Regions from separate parts of the Mus musculus genome. Here regions 2 and 3 are each linked to region 1. Evidence: chromatin loops called from intact Hi-C (ENCODE). Cell type or tissue: left cerebral cortex. All regions are shown on one strand. Links, peaks and the distances in the headings refer to the core of each region. The heading gives the core; the rest is flanking DNA.

Region 1 (6,509 bases), core at 671-5,670:
CTCCCATGAGCTTCCCCATCCAGAGGAGACAGGACTTTCTCACAGACCCCAGGCATGGCTCCTTTTAGACAGGATGGACAATGGATAGACTCGTGTCTCTGGTGGCCCTTGTGTGAATGAAGGAATAGGAACTAGGGACAGAAGCTGACAGAATCAGAGCTCCCTGTGATACTAGTTTACCCGTCCCACCTTGGGCTGCCCAGAAAGGTGGCTTCCGTCTCACCGAGTCCAGCCAAGTTCAGAGTGAGGCAGAATATCCAGGCAGCTTTGAGTGACACCTTGGCCTGACTTTTCCAGTGACAGGAGACGAGAGACTACCTGTGTGCAAAGGTGCTCTGGTGATTCCAGACTGGCCTCTGCCTTCTGGGCTTCTGGGACGCCCTGGTCTGCCCACCAAAGGTGCAAATAGCTTGATCTGCCTCCCAGCCAGGCCCCCAACCACCTGTCCAGTGCCCAAAGACCATGAATCACCCAGCCCTCACAGGAGGAAATAGTGATAACCTCAGACCCCAGCAGGGCCACCCGGATGCTATCTGTCTCAATCTGGCTGGCCTGGCTCAAGCACAACCTAGCCCTCCGGGACCCCGGTGTTACTCATGTTGGCTGACATACCTGACCCTGCCGCTCCATCTCCTCACTTCTGTATACCGTGGTGTCTTGCTTGGAACCTCCTCCTGTGTCAGGCCATCTCTCTTTGTAAGACCCACTCAGGTAATTCCTCTTCTAAAACCCACACTGCCTTATTCTGATGACTCACATCTCCATAAACTAGTAGCCCAGACTCCCACTATGGCCCCAGCCATTGGATCCAGGGTCTGCAGACTGTCTTCTGGGGCTAATTGGGCCATGGGGAGGCTTGTTTGACCACCTGATGGATACTACTCCCTACTTGGCTGTGGGACTTGAGAAAGTGGTGGGGGGTGGGGGCCATGCACAATGTCAAGATCCTATTGACAGATTGAGCTGGAAGGGGACCGGAAGAGATGGTGTTTCAGAATGAACATGAGGTGACAAGACACTGAGACACAGGCCGGCCAGACCCTTGCTGGGGGGTATGGTGCACAGGGAGGGATCCTCCCGTCTGAACCATCAGGGTCTGGGCAGAACTGTCTCACAGATCTGCAGTCTGTTAACCCAAGGAAAGGGCAATGGGTTTGATAGGTCCTGTCATCACACAAAGCCATGAAACAAGGAAATGATACAGAGTTTAGGAAAAATAAACAATTCCAAAGTCAAACTACCAGAGAATAACCCAGTTTTGCCACCTGCATGTTCCCCCAGCCCTAGCTGCTCCCTGTAAGCAAGAGCGACCCATCTGCCCCGGCTGGGCTCTACCCTAGACACCCCTAACCCAGGCAGTGATAACATTCCATGGCAGGAACAAGCCACCCACGGGGAATCCAGGTCCTCCATGATACAGGGCTGACACATGGAGGTAGGTGACGCACACCAGCACTCAGTCACGAACTGCATTGTGTCGCAGGCTGAGTCAGGGGCCTTACAGCAAGAAAGCAAGTTCTGCCTCATCAACTCAAAGGGGAAACGGATAGCTTTCTGACCAGTGATAAGGACCCAGGCGACCCTGTCCGGCCCCTCCAGGAGCTGGCACGGAGCCGAGGTAGTTCATCAATGTAATCCTCGTGGCGCCCGAGGAGAATGTGGTTATCCCCCAGGTCACAGCCCATGGGAGCTCCTCCTGAGTGGTCAGAGCTTGCAGATCCTGAAGGGCCCTAGGGGGGAAAAAGCGTGCTGGTCTCAACTGCCAAAGGAGGAAGGAGACACTGACCTCTCTCAGGCGGGACCAGCTGCACCCTGGAGCCCATCCCACTGCCAGGGGACTCCGACTGTTTGCATGAGAGTTCCCGGATGTGCATGTGGCTCAGTTGGGAGGGGGCTGGCCTATCATGTGCAGCACCCCGGGTTCAAACCCCAGTACCACAGAAAACCAGTGTGGAGGTGCATGCCTGTAAACCCAGCATTCGTGAGATGGATACAGGAGGATCGGTCATCCTCAGAGACATAGGGAGTTTGAGGACACCCTGGGTTATAGGGGACTCTATCTCAAAGTGTTCCCTGTGACACATAAAAGAGACAGTATTGGTCTATGGTTATTGAAAAATGCACAGAAAGAAATGTGCCTCTGTTGCGCCCCCCCCCCCAAAAAAAAAACAAAAAACAAAAAAAAAAAAAAAAAAAAAAACAAAAACAAAAAAACCCACAGTCCTGGAACCATATCTAGAAGGCCTGTGTGCTTTTTAAAGCAACCAATGTGAGTGGAAGTGCCTCCTGCCTCCAGTGTGACACCCAGTGTGTTCTCTCCTATTCAAGGTTAGCCCCAGAAAGTGGTTGGAGTGAGGGTGGCTAACACTAGGACCCCACTGCACTTGCTCAAGCTCAGCCATGTTGGGAGAATGGAACTACTGCCCCATTTTACAGAGGGGAAACTAAGGCCCATGGCCACTGGGTTGGGGAAGGCAAAGAATCCTACCTTGACATTGGTACCAGAAATGGGATGCACCCCCCTTTCTGCTCCCTCCTGCCACCCCAGGACATCTGCTGTTTGGTAAACACCATGCACAGAGGCAGGGCCCTGATTTGGAAACTACTCAGACTGCATCATGGGGCCTTGTGTGGCCCGGCCAACAGCGGACAATTAATTACTGGGATCATGCAGAGGCCAGGCGAGGGCCCAGCGCCCGGTGTTTACACCGCACTCGTCTGTTTGGGGCCAGCAAATCCGTGTCAGATGTTAATGGAACTGCATCATTTTTCTGCCGAGGTGGCATCCCTGGGGGTGTTTGGAGGAGGAGGAGGAGGAGGAGGAGGAGGAGGAGGAGGAGGAGGAGGAGGAGGCCAGCTGGACTTGGACTGAACAGTAGGCGGCTCAAGAGCAAGAACACCATCTGTCAGGCTGCAGACAGCCTGGTCGGCTCTCCTGAGGCTGCCTTCCCTCTTCTACAGTGGGCAGCATTGCACAGCACCTCCTACCTCTCCATAGAACCTGTGGCCACGCTAGTCTTGGCTTAAAAAAGGTAACAAAGTTGCAAAAGGTAACAAAGTCTAGATTATAAAACGGCCACGGGGACCCTTTGTGTTTAATGAAGCCTTAGTCAGGAGGCTCCAGCCACAGGGCTCCAAGGTTGCCTGGAACAGCAAGCAGATCTCTTGGGCAGGCCTGAATGCAGGGGAGAGAACACTGCTTTCTTCCTCCTCCAAGTGGAGATGCCCTGTCATCAAGAAAGTGATGCAAGGGAAGGCCAGAGCAGAAAAATAATGGCCCTGCCTAAGGTTATACAAGAAACCAGGTTCACTGGCAGGTGTGTAGGAGAAAAGATGACTTCCTACAGGGGCCTGGCCCGGAGGAGTTAGCCTAAAGTACCTCTAGGGTAAGTCAGGGCCGGTCTCTCCATTCTGCAGATGACAGAGCTGAGCCTACACAGCTAGGAGAGAAGATGAGGGCAGCCCCCAATCTCTTCCCATCATCCCTGCCTCCTAGGTTCTCAACAAACTTGATCCTGCCCCAAGGCCTTTGCACAGTCTGTCCCCTCTGCCCAGGAGTCTCCCTTCAGGGTCTTAGTGCTCTGTGTACTCAAGTTAGCTGCTCTGAAAGCCTTCTTGCCCAGACAGGCTAACATGTACCCAGCTGAAGTAAAATAAATCACAAGGAAATGTAGAGGCCCTGCCTGGAACACAGCTGGTAAATGTGACCACACTGGCTACAGGGCCACTTAGGAAAGCTGTGGACTTCAGTCCTGATGCCCTATGACTTCAAGCTCCTGCAGCACCTTCCCAGAGAGCTATAGCAGCACTCAACAGTGGACCTCTCAACTCTTCTACTGCAACAGCGTCCGGTTTCCTGACTCAATGTAGAGGAGAGCCCAGCCTTTAGTGACCAGGCAGCCCAGTCCTGCCCTGCCTGAGTTGTCACCATCTGCAAGGTGGAACCCTTGTTTAGGGCAGAGCAGTCTAGGGTAGATGCAGACCCAGGTTAGTCTGGGGACAGAAAGGGACCCAGAGGGGAGGGAGTGGTGACGGCTGAGACCCTTACAGGGGCCCAGGCCTCAGGAAAAACGTGAGAGCTGCCATCCTGGCTGCCATCTGCAGGAGAGTATCTCTCAAAAGATCAGGTTCCAAGTCATGGCAGGGATTAGGTTTCACTAGTAGCTGGGACTGTGCCTCGGTTTCCCCATCAGCGTTACACTCTTGTAAGACCTTTTCTAGAAGGTGATGCATCATGTGTGTAAGTAACGTCATATGTGTAAGAGAGGATATTGTCACATATGCTTAAAGGCAGTTACTGACTGAATCAATGTGATTTTTCTCGTCTCCTCCCCAGCACGTGCTATATTATAATTTTGTCTCCTTCCTGCCCTACGGGAGAGGTAACCTCTGGTCACTGGCCTGTTCCTACCTCCTGGTGTCCATTCTGAGCACTGCCCCCCCATGGACTCCCAATTAGATCCTTTTCTGCCAACTGTAGGTTCTCACTGGCTTTGGGACCAGGGGGACACACAAAGAGACCGAGTCACCATCCTACTGAGTTCCCTGTCATGCATAGAGAAGATGGGAACGTGCCAGGAACAGGGTGGAAGAGCCCCCTTCCCTTTGGTTCACCAACGATCCCTCTGCTGACTTGGGCCGACTCTGAAACCCGCCATGCCGGCTCCCAGGGGCCTGCTCAAAGGTAACAGTGGCCCTTCTTTTTGTTTTGACCTACAAGTCTGTCTGAGCAGCCTTAGGGAGGTCTGGCTGACTGGGAAAGCATCAACTCCGACTGGGCTGCACCGGGTGGGGCTCTTCCTGAAGGCTCACAAAAGCTAGTGCGGGTGCAGAAAGAAGCAACTATGGCCAGTCAGTGCTGCTCTGAGCTCTTTGTCCACATACATGCAGGCTGCCTGGCACACAGCAAAACCTCTCCACGTGGCACAAGTTAACCGGAAGGTACCACGGATCAGAGCTAGCCCTTGAGAAATATTGAGTGTCCTTGGGAAGCTCTCCCCAGGCCCAGGATCCTCAGCTCCTTGACAGCTCTCACAACCACCTTGAAAAAGGGATGGAATGACCATCTCTGCGGTAGGAAACCTGGGCTCCAAACCTGCCAACCAGCTGGTAGTGAGAGACCCCAGATGTCAGACCTGGGATGCCATGGCATGGAGGTAACCAGGGCTAGGTGTTGATGCTTATGCTTCAGGGCTGGGGTGGGGACAGCCAGAGCGATCTCGTGTGTGTGTGTGTGTGTGGGGGGGGGACGGACATCAGATCATCTTGTGGCTCATTAGGGTTGAGGGCATGAAGGGGGTATACACACCCAGGTGCCTGAAGCCTGCGGCTCAGCATGGGCCCAAGGCGCCACCTAGTGGCAACACTGGGACCCGCCCTCATGGAAGAGGTGTAGCTGGTCCCCCTACCCTCACAAGGGACTCAGCCACACAGCATGTGTTGGAGTGTCTCTTCTGAGTATCCAGCAGGCCCCAGAAAACATAAGGCTTAACGGGGCTCAACCCAAGGCCATGTGATGTTACATGTCAATAGGCACATGGAATCACACCAACCAGTTCATATCCATCCCTAGGGGTTTGCTTCAAGGCTTGCTTAGGGGGTTGGCAGAGAGGGCTCGTTGCTGGCTCCTTGTATCTGCATGACCTCAGCCACACACATCTCCAGCTCTTTATCTAGAAACAGGAAGGTCACGCCCACCTCCAGGGCGAGTGACACCAGGGTGCTTATGGGGCTGGGAGAGCAGAGGGACCTGCTCAGCAGGTTGTGGCCAGTGGGCAGGGACACTTCTTGTAGTTGTCCATAGGGTGTCATCAGCTTCTTCCCCAGACAGGGCTGATACATCTTCAGCCTTGCCTACGGCATTGTCCCACCATCTCCATAGTGGACGCCTGTCACTCTAGTGAGTTGTCTCAGGCAGGGCGGCTTCTGTCGGCTTGCTACAGACATCAATGGGGGCTAAGAAATGCCCCCTACCCAAGGATGCACCTGGCCAGAGCCTGCTGGAGTCAGCTGGCCCCACTGTCACGTGCCCCACGGGTGACAGGAGGATGGAAGGGGCGGCAAGCACGACAGACACATGGCTCTGTACAAAACCTGAAATATTTTTACTTTTTTAAAACTTTGGTCTAAGTTGCCTTAGACCTCATGGACTCGATACAAGAGTAATATGAACTGGGAAATAGAACACTTTAATAGCCACGATAAACTTTGTTAGAAATGTACATGTCGCCAAAATAATAATAAAATTAAAAAGAGAAAGAGAGAGAGAGAGAGAGAGAGAACAGCTTGATGCCCGGGTTAAGATTATAGAAATGTTCACAAGGACAGGGTCAAGGAAAACTTTTAAAAACACCAGTTCTGAGTAAGCCTGGGGCCTGCACGATGCCCCTCTCCCAGCCCCGGGCCCTGGGGATGGCGTCCCTCCAAACAGGTCAAGTGGGAGTGGATAAGGCCTCCGCCAAGCTGCATCTCCTCGTGGACAACACATCCGGGTAACGGGTGTAGAAACA
Region 2 (6,509 bases), core at 583-5,582, 66 kb before region 1:
TCCTTTTGACATACACCAATAAAGGGACCGAAAGGGGGAGGAGAGAAGGAGGAGGGGAGAAGGGGAGGAGGAGGAAAGGAGGAGAGGAGGAGAGGACGAGCCTGGGACTCATGAGGGATCCAGACTAGTTGTGGAGTGACAGGTGAGAAAATCAGAAAGGGCTGAAACAGGTTCCGGGACAAAAGGGAATCCAAGGGGACAGTCAGTGTCCCTGACCAGCAAACTCTGGACTCAGTGTCAAAGCAGGTTTCCAGGGATCCATTAGCACAGGTGACATCTTACAGGCCTCAACAACCACACCTGGGCAAGGAAGGGGGGGAGGGAGGACAGAGATCCTACTATAACCCACACTCAGTGCCTCCCAGCTGCCCAGCACACTAAGAACCCTGTGGTCACTCAGGAGCAAGGGTTCCCTCTGCCCCGGTAGGATCCTCACAGGCAGGGGTGGGGTGGGGGAACCTTGTGTCTTCCAACATCCACCCTTAAAGCTGAGCCCTGGTCTGCTGCCCCCCAGGGCCCAGCTCTGGACAGCCCGACTAGGCTATGAATAGCACACAGCCCTTTTCCTTTCCAAATATAAAAATGTTTGCTTTCAATCAGGGGCGTCTAGGGAGATGGAAATTATAGGATCGGAGAGTGTCCTTGGGTAAAGAATGCTGAAAGCTCGTAGGGCCTCTGATTAGGGCTGGAATTATTCCTGCCGTAATATAAACAAGCCTCGCTGGGCTAATGGGGGGCGGGGGCGGGCCAGGAAATAGGGGCACATGCCACAGCTTTGTTTTCTCCTCTCCCTGAATGCCAGGGAACAGGCCTAGTGTCCCCGGCAGTCCAGCACTGGTGTGACCATGGACTGGTCCCTGCCTTGCAGGTCTGCTGTTCCCACTGTGGCAGGTGGGGACAGGCTTATGACATAGGCAAGATTGAAATGAACTATGCAAGTGATTGGGGGCGAGGGGGGCAGGCAAGGGAGAAAATAGGAAAACAGCACCCAAGAAGTCATTTAATCTACATTTCCCTAACAGTCAGCTAGCCAGTCAACAACACTGAATGGCCCCTCCCAGAGACATTGATGGTGAAAACATCTTCTGCCATCATGGGCTGAAAAGTAAAGAAACGAATACAGAAAGGGTAACTCTTAGCATCGTCGTGGCAGGAGCAGTGACCCGAGAAGGGAACTTTTGTCAGCTGCTCTCTACCTGGCTTGGGACAGCCATCTCTTCACCCCTTGCTGCTTTCTCTAAAAAACAAGATTATCTTTTTTCCATGGCACATGCCATGTGCCTGCCAGCGCCCAAGAAGGCTGGAAGAGGGCAACCTATCCCTTGGAGTTTCAGGTTTTTTGAGGCAGAGACATGGCTGCTAGGAACTGAACTCTGGTCCTCTGGAAGAGCAATTAGAAAAAGAGTCATCTCTCCCCTTCGTTGCTAACTTAATAATCAAACTTTTTCTTTTTTATCTATGTGCAGACAGATGGCTTCCACCTTTTTCTTTGAAGCCCCCGTCTACTTGTGGTTCCAACTGGGGATGGATCCTGAAACCGAATTACTAAGTAGCATGGTCCTGAGCTTTCGAGAAGTGTCAGAAGGATATTAAAGAGGGCAGCAACACCCAGCCCCCCCCCCACACACCCCCAGAGTGACTGCCACTGGGTCACTGTGCCTCATTTGTAAAATGGGTGCAAACAATAAAGTACTCCAAAGGGACCCCAAGAAAGGATGTGACCAACTCTGGTGAGAGCTGGTGACCTCCAGTCAGCAAGCACCCAAGAGGAAGGTGGCCCAACGTGTGCTGAGGTGGGCCTGTACTTTTGAAAAGCAGAAAGGAACCTGGCACGATGGGAGGGGACAGCTCTGAGTCCCCAGTACTGAACCCAAAGCCTTCTGTTCCTGTACTGAGCCCAGCATAGAGCAGGAAGTCAGGTGGCCAAGGATAGAGCTAACGTGTGACCAAAGGACAGGGTCCAGGCGACACCTGTTCGGCGTCCCCAAGACAGGAACACACCCAGCCAGGTTATCACCCGCCCTCTCTGCGTGGCTGCGGGATCAGGCGGATGCAGGTTGCTCCTTGAAGCTCATCTTCCTTGGAATTCTCGGGGGGGGGGGGGGGGGGGGGCTTCGAGGAGAGGCAGCACCGCAGGCTGGGAGGTGGGAACCGGGAAGCGGGGACCATCCCGGGACGGGGGCGGCTCTGGAATGCGGCCGCCTAGCAGATGGCCCCTGTGCGCCCTGCCGGGGCCGCCAGCGGTTCCGTATTTACACTACATTAATAATGGTTTAAACGCTCTCATAAATACATGCTGATTAATTGGCAATCCATTTGCCGAGGGCCGGCCTGCCAGACGGTTTCCTGGAGGCCCCGCTCCACATCCAGATAAACACGCTGGGGCCGGGCGCTAATGCACCGCCCCGCCCCAGTCCGCGGGCTGAGCTGCTCAGCTGCGCCTCCTGGGGAGCAGGGGACCCTCCAGGAGCCCCGGGGGCACGTGCGTCCCGCAGTGGCTGGCTCCCGGAGCTCGCGCCCAGCGGGGCCACCTCGCGGTTCGTCTTGGAGGCCCAGGGTCCCATGCCTCCCTAATGATGAACTTTAGGAGGTGCCTAGGCGCTGGGATGAACCCTGTTGTCTCACAGTGCGAGGCCACCTGGTCCTACTGTCATCTCAGCCTCCTAGCTCAACCTCCTTTCTCATCCCCTGGCCCAGGCCCCACTTCTGGGGGTGTCAAGAAAGAGGGATTTATTTCCATGGAGGCAGAGCGGTGTCCCCACGAGTCTGGGTAGCGACTTGGAGTCCAAGTCCCGAGGGAAGACTCACCTCACTCTGCCCCTGTCCCTGGGCAATTAGCGTTAGCCCTGCCACCTCCCCCTTCGCCCCCCGCCCCGGTCCCTTCTGAGTTCCGAGCTTCCAGCTCATCAATGCCAGCTGTTTCAGGCACATCTCTTGCGTCCATTCTACAGGTGGGAACATTGACAATCGCCTGCCAGGTGGCCTTGCTGGCAAGTGACAGCTCAAGACACCCCCACACGTCTGCTCCAGGCTAGAGTGTTGAAGGAATGAATGAATGAATACTAAAAACTCCGAAGGGGTGGATGGGGTGAGGGAGGAGTGTGCCCCCTCTGGTCCCTGCCCCGATGATTGGCTTTTAAGCTCGGGCAGACCTCGAGTGGGGAGGTCAAAGGTGGCTGCTGATGGCTGTCACTCAAACAAAATAGGCCCGTTTTCATTTTTCACTTGGGCCCAGACCCCTCCAAACAGACAGTGATTAGGTCCTGATTGAGCCTTTCCTCCGCCTGATGACTCCCACATGTGACCCGCTCCCAAATTACATGCAAATGTTCGCGGACGAGCTGCTGAAAACCCCAGCGGGCCCCAAAGGGGCCGGGTCCCTGCCGCGCCGCACCCCTCCCCCGCAGGTGCTAGCGGCCAGGTCACCAGCCTCACCTGCAGGGCCCGGGTTCTGTAGCGCCGCCTGGCGGCGACGCAAAACACACTCCATTTGCTGCGGGTGGATGATGGAGCTGACTTGGCTCCATGGCCTCTGTGGTCTTTGCACCGCGTGTCGCGTTCCCTAGGAGGAGGAATGTGTCGTAGCGCTTGTGATGACGGCCATTGGTCATTGCTGTGGCAGTGTGTAACCAAATAGCTGAGAGACAGAAGCCTCAGAGAGCACAGGCTTGGTGCTGTGGGGCCCGTGGCGCTCTTTGAGCTCTCCGCCCTTACATTCTGTGTGCTTTGAAAGTGACAGAGTCAATAGTCACACCATTGGGTTGTGCATGAAGGGAAATCGTGGATAGCAGCCTACAGGTCAGGGAGCCTTAAAAGTGCCCGGAGCCTCACCTGACACAGGGATCCTGGCAGCGGCTCCACAGCCAGCCTGGCTCATCTTCATGCCTAGCCCTCCGAGTTTATTAACACCCACCGTGAGTCTCCTGACTGAGGGCGCCGTGGCCCAGGGAAGCTCATCCGCCTGCCTTTCCTCACACAGCTGGGCAGCAGTGAAGACATCTGGGAGCATCCACAACTACAGGATGGGAGCTAAGGTTCTGACCTCTGCAGCACAGCCGGACAGCTCGAGCTGACACAAAGGCTTCTACCCATCCTGGGCCTTTCTCACAGGGAAGACCGCCACCACCACCACTACCACCACCCCTAAAATGCTGCAAGAAACAAGGCAGTGGCCGATCAGCTCTGTGCCTGGTAGGGGTTTCAGTCCCAAGTCAATGGAGGATGCCACGTAGTCACCCCTTCCTGGGGCCCCACATGGCTTCCAGACCTTTCCCCCTCATTTACCCATCCACCCATCCATCCAGGGTACGTTGGCTCTTGCCTGGGTCCCTGTTAGATCACTAGTGTCAAGGGAGGAGCTAGCTATTCTTGCTCAACTGGATCAAGTCAAACTTGAGAGGTATTCTGTGTGTGTGTGGGGGGGGGGGGAGGCAGAGAGATTCGGTATACATCTATGTCTAGGTGTGCTATGTGTGTGGTGGGGGTTGTGTGCTTGCATGTGGAGGTCAGAGGCTGACTTCAGGTGCCCTCTCTCTGTATTGATGCCACCTTCTTCTTTGAGACAAGGTTTCTCCTTTAACCTGCAGCTCACTGATTCATCGAGACCAACTTGGTGGGCGAGCCCCAGGGATCCTCCAGCCTTCACCTCTCCAGGCTGAGACTACAGGAGTAGGCCACTTGCCTGGCTTTTCACCTGGGTTCTAAAATTTCAAACTCAGGTCCTTATGTTTGTTTGTACAGCAAGCAGTCTACCAACCAAGCATGTCTCTAGCCCGTCTGCATTTAATTAATTAATTAATTAATTAATTAATAATTGTGTATTGCTTTGCCTTTTGGCTAAAATCATTTTATATTTTAAAATGTGTGGTGTGTGTGATGTGGTGTGATGTGATGTGTGTGTGTGTGTGTGTGTGTGTGTGCAGGTACTGGCAGAAGTCAGAGTGGGCATCAGATCCCCTCAAGCTGCAGTTTACAGATAGTTGTAAGCTTGGAACATGGGTGCTGGAACTGAACTCGAGCCCTCTGCAAGAGCAGTCGATGGTCCTCATTGCTGAGTCATCGCTCCAGCCCTCAGCACACATTTACAGTGCCATCTCTCACAGGGCCAGGAGGCACAGCAGAATGGTTCGCTATGACTCCCAGTTTGCAGGCGACCACCTACCGGCAGTGACAGCCATAAGATAGTGTTCATGCCCACCTGTCCTTACCCAGGTAGGAAAGACTGTGAAGTCATACACTTTGTGATGCAGGGAACAGATGTAAGAAAGGGATGGCCAGAATGTGAGACAAGAAGATGCATTTCAGAGATGCTGGGCAGGCAGATGGCCACGAAGGCAGATGGGAAGGGACTATTTATGCTTTGGATTGGGGCAAAGGGGAGTGGCTCTGGTAAACGGGCATTCAGCCTCACCATTGGGAACAACCAGGAGCCATTTCTAGAAGCAGAGGGGAAGACAGTGGAGCCATGTGCTCTTGACTGCTGTGAAGTGTGAGGATGCAGCCGTCTCCTGACAGGATGGAGAGCTCTCTATGCTAGCTCGTGAGGGGCATCTTCTCCAGAGTCTTCAGGAGAAAACCGAGAGAGAAGGACCTGTGAGCAGTATGGCTCCATCTCCACTCCCCACTCCCACCCCATTGCTTCCTGCACAGCAGTGGGTGTCACTCCATTCCCTGCTAAGCAGGAAGCAGTCACGAGCCCCACCCTCACCAGCAGGTGGGTGGCCCCTCATCAGCCTGCTGTGGAAAGTGAAATCACTTCTTCCAATTACGGTCGAATCTGGAAACTTTTTGTGCCTCCGACATTTCCTCCAGCCCAGGAGTTAATCAGCCCTCTGCTGTCCCCGCTGGGGCCAGGGTGTGGGGCACCAGGCCCGTGGTGCTCTAGAAAATTGTTTCTCATCGTCAATTATTGCCCATTAGAGCTAATGGTGGCACTTAATCACCGAACACTTATCTGGGGTGTTTTAAGCCACTGCAATGGCCTCCCTTCCACCTCCTCCCCCACCTGGGTTGAGCACAGCTCAAGCTGTTGCCAGGAATATGTATAGGTATATGTATTTAAACCAAATCACACATCTGATACCGTTTTGTTTGAAAAACGATCTTGCTTCGCCTCCCTCACGTCTGCTGGTCACACAGTGAAGTGTGTGTGTGTGTGGGGGGGGGCAGCAGATTCCTTGGGGACATGTCATCAAGACCTGGGGGAGGTAGGGTGCCTCGTCCAGCTACTCTGCAAACAGGAAGACACTGAACCCCAGCTACAGATGCGGAAGCTGGGGCTCAGAAGAAGAGACCTGTGCAGAAGCCAGAGAAGTGTGAGACCTCTCTCTTTCTGCTTCAGTCTAGATGGGGACAGGGTAGGAAGGTGATGGTGTGGGTTTAACCTTGGGACTGAGACAAAGGAAATGGAATGGACATACTCTTCTGTCCTGGCCCTGCCAGTCTCAGACATAAGGCAAGAAAGATTTGGAGCTAGGGGTTGGGAGGTTGCGGGGTGGCTCAGTGGTTAA
Region 3 (6,509 bases), core at 460-5,459, 140 kb before region 1:
CTTCACGTCTTCTTGGGGCCTCTGAGAGTATCCAGTAAGAGAGGCTGAGATGTGTCACTGAAGCCTGCTAGGGAAGAAGAGGGTGAAGGTGGAGCTGTGTCAGAGGCAAGGCTGACACAACAGATGCCAGGCCAGGGGCCAAGCAGCTGTCTCAGGACCAAATTCTATGCACGCTCATCCTGCCTCCCAGAGCCCGGCCCAGCAAGTTAAAAACTATGGGAGCAGGAGGAACCAACAGATCTGATTGGCAGCTGCTGCTGGCCCACCTTGGTCTATAACTCCCTTGCTGGTAAGCTCTGCTACTTGATTGGGTGTCACTGCTGATCCAGCTCAGGACCTGCCTAGGTTAGAAACACTTCCCCCCTCTGGACAATGTCCCCCTCTGAGTAGTAATTTCTATGTTTGTTTGTTTCATTTGCTTTGATTTTCCTGTTTTTCCCCCCAGGCTGACTTTGAATTCCTTGCAATCCTCCTGCCTCATTCTCCAGAATATTGGATCACCACATCTAGCTTGTTGTCACTTTTAATCATAGTAAGATGGTACCCTGTCAATGCCACACAGTTCCTGCCCACACCTATCAGCCTGGCAAAAGGGATTCCCTGAGCAGTGGCAAACGTTTCAGAGACAGAGAGAGGTCTTGGCCCCTTGGTAAGCAGGCTCACTGATGTGGTGACTCTAAAGTTTGTTCCTGGTTGTTGATGACAGAGACCCAGCTGGGCATCCTGGCAGACAGGCTTCCTGCCCAGGATCTCAGAGGCTGTGGGCCAAGTGTCTGCCCTGCTGTGGTCTCTGCTCAGCCAATGAAGTGTCTTCTTCTGAGCTCACCTGGATAGGAGGCAGACTCTCTTCCTTACTGCAGGGTTCTGGCCATTAGCCTTCCCCCAGCCCCACTCCAAGTCCCCAAGAACATCTCGGACCTCAGGAAGGCCCTAAAGGCTTCTTAAAGCCATCGCCCAATTAGATCAATCCAAGTCAATTAGCTCCTTAGCTAATTACAAATTACATTTGCCATAAAGGTAGCACGGTGTGGACCGCGGCGGCAGTGCTTTACCTTGGTGGATTATGCAAGAAACGGACACCAGGGGGCGACCTTAGAGTTAGCCTGCCACACGGATCTCCCAGCTTCCATGGACCAGCAGCAAAAAATAGCAGAGCGAGGGAGCCAATGATTTTCCAAGGTAGAGTGAGTTTTGAATCCGAAGTGCAAAGATAGAATGTGTTTCCTTCTTCTGGCCCTCACGTTGCTTATCCTCTAGGAAAGGGACACACAGGTTAAAGAGCTTAAAGTAATATCGTTTCTAACCCCACTTATTCCTGTGCAAACAGAAGGGAATAATCAGGACTGTCAGGCACAAGCCACATAGTCTAGTGTGGCAGTCTTCATTCCCTAGACAGAGATGTGGTGGGACAGGGTAGATTCAAAAAGAAAAAAGGGGTGGGGTGGGTGGTGACTTGCCCACTAGAGAGGCCAGTACTCTGGGTATCTTGAGCCATGGCATCTTAGGATAACTAGCCTGCTGTATACAAGCTGCTTCCTGGGCCCTTGCAAGCCCTCCCTGTCCAATGGTCAGGTCCTGGAACTCAGGAAATGGAAGGGCTGATGCAGCCCATCTCCACTCAGCATGAGGTAAGGCCCATGGTGCTGGGTTCAGATCCAGAAGTGAAGCATGGAGTGTGGAGTAGAGCAGTAGAGACCTCTGGTCAGCTGGGGCTTCGAGGCTGAGCCTCAGTAGCTGGGGGGTGGGGGGGTGGGGTGAAGGAAGAGTGGGTGTGGAGTCAGAAGGTAGCACTGAAGTATCCTCAAGGGACTGCTGGTTCCAAAGCCAGCCCTGCTAACTCAAGCAAATGGGCCACCACTCCTCTATGCCTTCTGGTAGTCTCCTTGCTGGCAAATTAAAGGTAAAAATGTCCATCTCAGCTAGATGTGGTGGCGCACACCTATAATTCCAGTACTTGAGATGCTGAGGTGGAAGGATCACAAGTGGGAGGTCAGCCTGGGTTAAATATTGGGGGGTGAGGGCAGCTTCCTGGAGTAGAAGATATAAGACTAGATGAGACATCACGGGAACAGGGAAGGATTCAGGGCCTTGGAGGATAGATACCTTGTTGAAAAAGCCATGCTACCTCAGGTGCTTCTGGAAGTAACTTGGACTTCATGTTACACCATGCCACCTCTGTAGAAAGCTGTCTCCTGCCTTGCCATGCCCATAGCCTTGGGTCATCCTTGCAAGCTCCTAGGTCCACCTCAGCAGCTGGACTGTGTTCCCTGAGAGCAGATAAAATGTCATTTTCTTTCCATCGGAAGCGCCAGTGAGGCAGTACATGACCAGGGAAAGAAGATACTAGATTTTCTTTCTTTAAAAAAAAAAAGTTTGACTTAGGTTGCTGCAGCAATGGCTGAGGAGGTTAAGGGCCCTTGCTGCCCTTCCAGAAGACCCAGGGTTGGTCCCTGACACCCCACTCCACATGTTGTTTCACAACTATCTGTAACTAACTTTACAGGATCAGTTCAGATCCCCAGAATCCATATTAAAAAGTTAGGAATGGAGGTGCACACCTATAGCCCCAGTGCTGGGGGGAAAGAGATGGGACATGTGGGGATCACTGTACAAGTGGTCTTGCAAACAGGGGAGCCCCCAGGTTCAATAAGAGACCCTGTCACAAAATAAGATTCAGTTAAGTAGACAAAGACACACAATATTGCCCCTAGCCTCAACGTGTATCAGATGTGTACACCATCCACAAACACACGCACACACCACACACACACACACACACACACACACCGTTTTCCCACTCCTGGCTCCCGGCAACCCCTGCTCTGTTTGTTTCCACATGCTGGCCTCAAGCGGTCTGATTTTCCCTTTCCAGAGATGTCCCCAGTGAGTCTAGTTTAGACATAATGTGACCAGCAGAGGGCAGAAGAATCCTGGAAGATGAGGGGGTGGAGCAACGAGCCCGCTTTTGAGCGAAATTTCCTGGAAAAAGTCTCAACTGGCCTCACAACTATAAAAGCCACTCTTCTGCCATATTCTTCCCCTTTGCCTAGTCCTTGCAGAATTTGTCACTTGGCAGCTGCAAAGGCTCAGGGCTTGGGAAACCCCAGCAAGTCCGGGCCACAGCCTCCTGTCCATCCATGTATCAGCAGCTGGAGAGGATTTAGATGGAACTGAGGGAGATGGGAAAGGATGTAGCCAGGGTGGGAACTCTCTCCCCTGGGGTGGCCTTCCCTGACACTGATGCTCCAAGTCACTGGGCTCTCAGAGGACTGTAAGGTCTGCCACTGAAGGGGATGGGTACCCGGGCACCCCATCACAAGGAGTGTGCAGGGTAAATGACTCGGCTCCAAAGACTTGTGTGAGACTGACTGAGGAGATGACTGTGTAGCTGGACTGACCTGTAATCCCAGGACTTGGGAGCTGGAGGAAGAGGATCAGGAGTTTAAGACTAGCCTTGGCTACATAGTACAGAATTGCCTGTGCTATATAAGACACAAACAGAGTGGGATGGAAAGGAAAAAATAAATAAAAAGAGATATCAGGAGGGAGGCACAGGCGGGTGAGTTCCTCAAGTTCAAAGCCAGCCTGGTCTACATAGGGAGACCCACCCCCACCCCCATCTCAGGAAACTTAAAAAAGGAAAGAGAATGAGACAGAGAGAGAGAGAGAGAGAGAGAGAGAGAGAGAGAGCTGCATTTTATTCAGTTAAGGGTTTGGGTATGGTATTGGTATTCCCATTTTAAACTGATGAAAATGTAGGAACATTTTAAATTGCTGGGGGGAAAAAAAACAGAGACAGGCTGAGGAGATGGCTCTTGTGACACTCAGGGTGCCACCAAACAAACAGGTGCTTCTCTCAGTGGTGAGGGGACAACTAAACACATTTTAAAGCTACAGTAACCCAGAGAGAGAGAGACAGAGACAGAGACAGAGACAGACAGAGAGAGACAGAGACAGACAGAGAGAGACAGAGACAGAGAGACAGAGACAGAGAGTTGCAGTCTGAAGATGGATTATAGCCCAAAAAATTGGTGAACGGCCATTCCCCGCCTGATTTCATAAGGTAGTCATGCTGGAAATTGAGCTCACACTTTTCAGTGGTGGGAAAAAAATCAAGATGGGAATACTGTTTCATGATGTGAAGATTGTGTCAAAGTTAAATTTCAGGGCACACAGATGAAGTTGGACTGGAGCAGAGCCACGTGACCTGAAACAGTCAACACATGACCGAAAAAGCATGAGGTTTGTACTTGTCTATATTCTTACAGTAAAAGTAAAAGGCGTTTGGTCCCTGGTGGAGGCTGTTAAGAGTGGGCAGAAACATCTTCAAGAGAGACACACCCCACCCCATCCCTCATGCCCTCATACCCCAGTCCTAGTTGGAGTCAGAGGCCTGAGGATCAGGAGCCTAGAACCCATCTCAGTAACAGCAAATTCAAATTTGAGGCCAACCTGGGCTACAATGAGACTATTTATAAACAAACAAACAAACAAACACCTGTCTCTTTGGGTTTTTGTTTGTTTGCTTGCTTGTGTTGTTTGTTCATCATTTGGGGAGAACATTTGGGGGGAGGGAGGTCCTGGGTGCTCAGTGAGGTCACCTGTGGGTATTTGTGACATGTGATCAGTTAAGCCTGGCCTTTAAGACCATTCCTGGCGCCATAGTGAATTTGAGGCCACCCAGAGCTACACAAAACTCGAACACAGAAAAATACCATGTGAGGAGAGAGGGCGGAAAAGCACAGAACATGCAGAGGTGGCAGTAGCCGATACCCTCACTACATGCCAGTTCAGAAAACAGACAGGAGCAAGGTAGCCTGGATTCATGGTAGGAGGCTGGTCTTGGGGACTTACATCTGAAGAATATGGTGGCTGTATCTTCTCCATGCCCCTGGGAGGACCCAAATCCCTTCTGAGGCAAAAGCATCACCAGAGCTGACAATGTCCTCCTGAGGGAGTGGAAGGAAAGAGCCTCGCAAAGCTGCCCAGCTCTGCTGCTCTCACCCGTTTGAGTTTCCTGACAAGCCTTGTATTTGGAGCGCTGTCAGGGAGGACCAGGGACTCCTCCCACGAATGCAGTGCAGCTAAAGAGCTCGTGGGATAGCGTCTAGATAGATTCCGGTCTGTCTCACCACCGCTGACTCCTCATGGTGCTCAGGCTAGAATGAGACCCTACCCCATAAACAAGCCAGAAACCCCTCCAAGGGCTCTGTAGATTTAATTCCTTACTAGAAGCATTAAAGATCAGGGTGTCTGCAACGGGTGCCACAGGCCTTTGTGACTGCCTCTACCTTAGCTGTTAGAAATAATGGGGGAACTATGATTTAGCGATCCCGGGCGGGCGGGGGGGGGGGGGACGACAGAAAGGCGCAAGGGATCCTGTGCTAGAGTTGGGGAGATAAGAAGAGGGAGAAATGGGTGAATGGGAAATTGAAAAAAAAAAAAAACAAAAGGAAGAGAGTAAAAAGAGGGTCGTCTTCCATCCCGACATTTCTTACTATCTTCCAGCTGCCACCACTCTGGTGCCTCTTCTTTTCTGCAGCAAAAACTTTTCTGCAAGGCCAGTCTGCGGTTTTTAAATTTAACCAGGACTTTGGCAGAATCCCGGGTGCGAGCCAGGCGGCCAGAGCGGGTGGCGGGGCACCTGCCCACAAAGGGCTTGGAAGCGTTGCCTCAAGACTGTCAGTCACCACGACGGTCATCTCTTTACCCAAAGGGACAGGAATCTTGCAGTCCCCAGCCTGCACTCTGCGCGGAGTTCAGAATCTCTGTTGGCCCGGGCTCCCAGGTTCTGCATTCGCTGTCCAGTGGAGCCACATCACCACGCGAGCCACGGAGCCGGAGCCGCAGTCAGCGACCACTGTCTTGGGAGTGACCTGGTTCTCACCTCTAGTCTGGGGTCGCACCGGAAGCCGCTAAAGGCAGGGGTGGGTGTGAAACACCAGCGAAGAATCGCCAGGAACCTTGACCATCAACAACCGGTTCCTTGGAGAGCGCTATGGATATATCTTAACTCAAAATTCCAAAGGAAATCACACATTGTTAAACAACAACCCCCAAGGACACAAAGGAACCAATCTCAAAGATCGTATCTGCAAAGGCACTGTCACGCAAAATGCATTTCGACTTCCAAGCTCCGGGAAGAGTCAGGAAAGACTCAAAACGAAAGTCCACAAGGATATCGAACTACCCATAATGAAACAGTTACAGAGACCGGCTCTCCAACGAAAGGCAACTTAGATGTGATCTGTGAGTGTGGGGACCGCGTATTTTTATAATCTCGACGGTTTTGTGTATTGAAGCCAAACTGATGACCTCTTTCTAGCAAAGTGCAGGGCGCAGACGGCAGCCTGCCCAGATCACACGTTGCCCTCCAGGTCCAGGCGATGGTCATCTGAGTTGAAACGTATTCCGTGCTGAAGGCCACCCGCCAAGGCCACCACCGCAAACCTGCCTGGAGAGGCAGGCTTAAAACACCCTAGTTGGGGCTCTCCAGGGTGTTTGTTCCT

What was found. A loop is a pair of places that touch in the nucleus more often than their neighbours do. Peaks named below come from ENCODE experiments on the same cell type or tissue, not always from the same donor. Only the 100,000 strongest peaks of a DNase experiment are listed, where the experiment ranks them.
Region 2: it touches region 1 in a loop (3-fold over the local background); 11 of 42 quality-filtered maps call a loop at or near these places.
Region 3: it touches region 1 in a loop (4-fold over the local background); 35 of 42 quality-filtered maps call a loop at or near these places.

Annotation. Positions count from the first base shown.
Region 1 is chr13:48,795,669-48,802,177 of GRCm38, forward strand. It overlaps Phf2 (PHD finger protein 2), which reads right to left. Exons shown (of 22, transcript NM_011078.3): 22 at 6,082-6,509. Among named protein-coding and RNA genes, the nearest start is that of Phf2, 72 kb to the right of the region's middle. In left cerebral cortex, for the core only: a CTCF peak has its summit at 5,362 (motif pointing left); DNase peaks (open chromatin) are centred at 2,694, 2,965 and 5,359.
Region 2 is chr13:48,729,294-48,735,802 of GRCm38, forward strand. Gm36784 (a long non-coding RNA gene) reads left to right here. Exons shown (of 3, transcript XR_382338.2): 2 at 3,980-4,191; 3 at 4,587-4,791. Among named protein-coding and RNA genes, the nearest start is that of Gm36784, 24 kb to the left of the region's middle. In left cerebral cortex, for the core only: CTCF peaks have their summits at 2,450 and 3,468 (motif pointing left); a DNase peak (open chromatin) is centred at 2,988.
Region 3 is chr13:48,652,907-48,659,415 of GRCm38, forward strand. It overlaps Gm36606 (a long non-coding RNA gene), which reads right to left. Exons shown (of 4, transcript XR_382336.3): 2 at 2,126-2,267; 3 at 1,053-1,253; 4 at 1-64. Among named protein-coding and RNA genes, the nearest start is that of Gm36606, 6.6 kb to the right of the region's middle. In left cerebral cortex, for the core only: CTCF peaks have their summits at 1,073 (motif pointing right) and 2,923 (motif pointing right); DNase peaks (open chromatin) are centred at 1,098 and 2,914.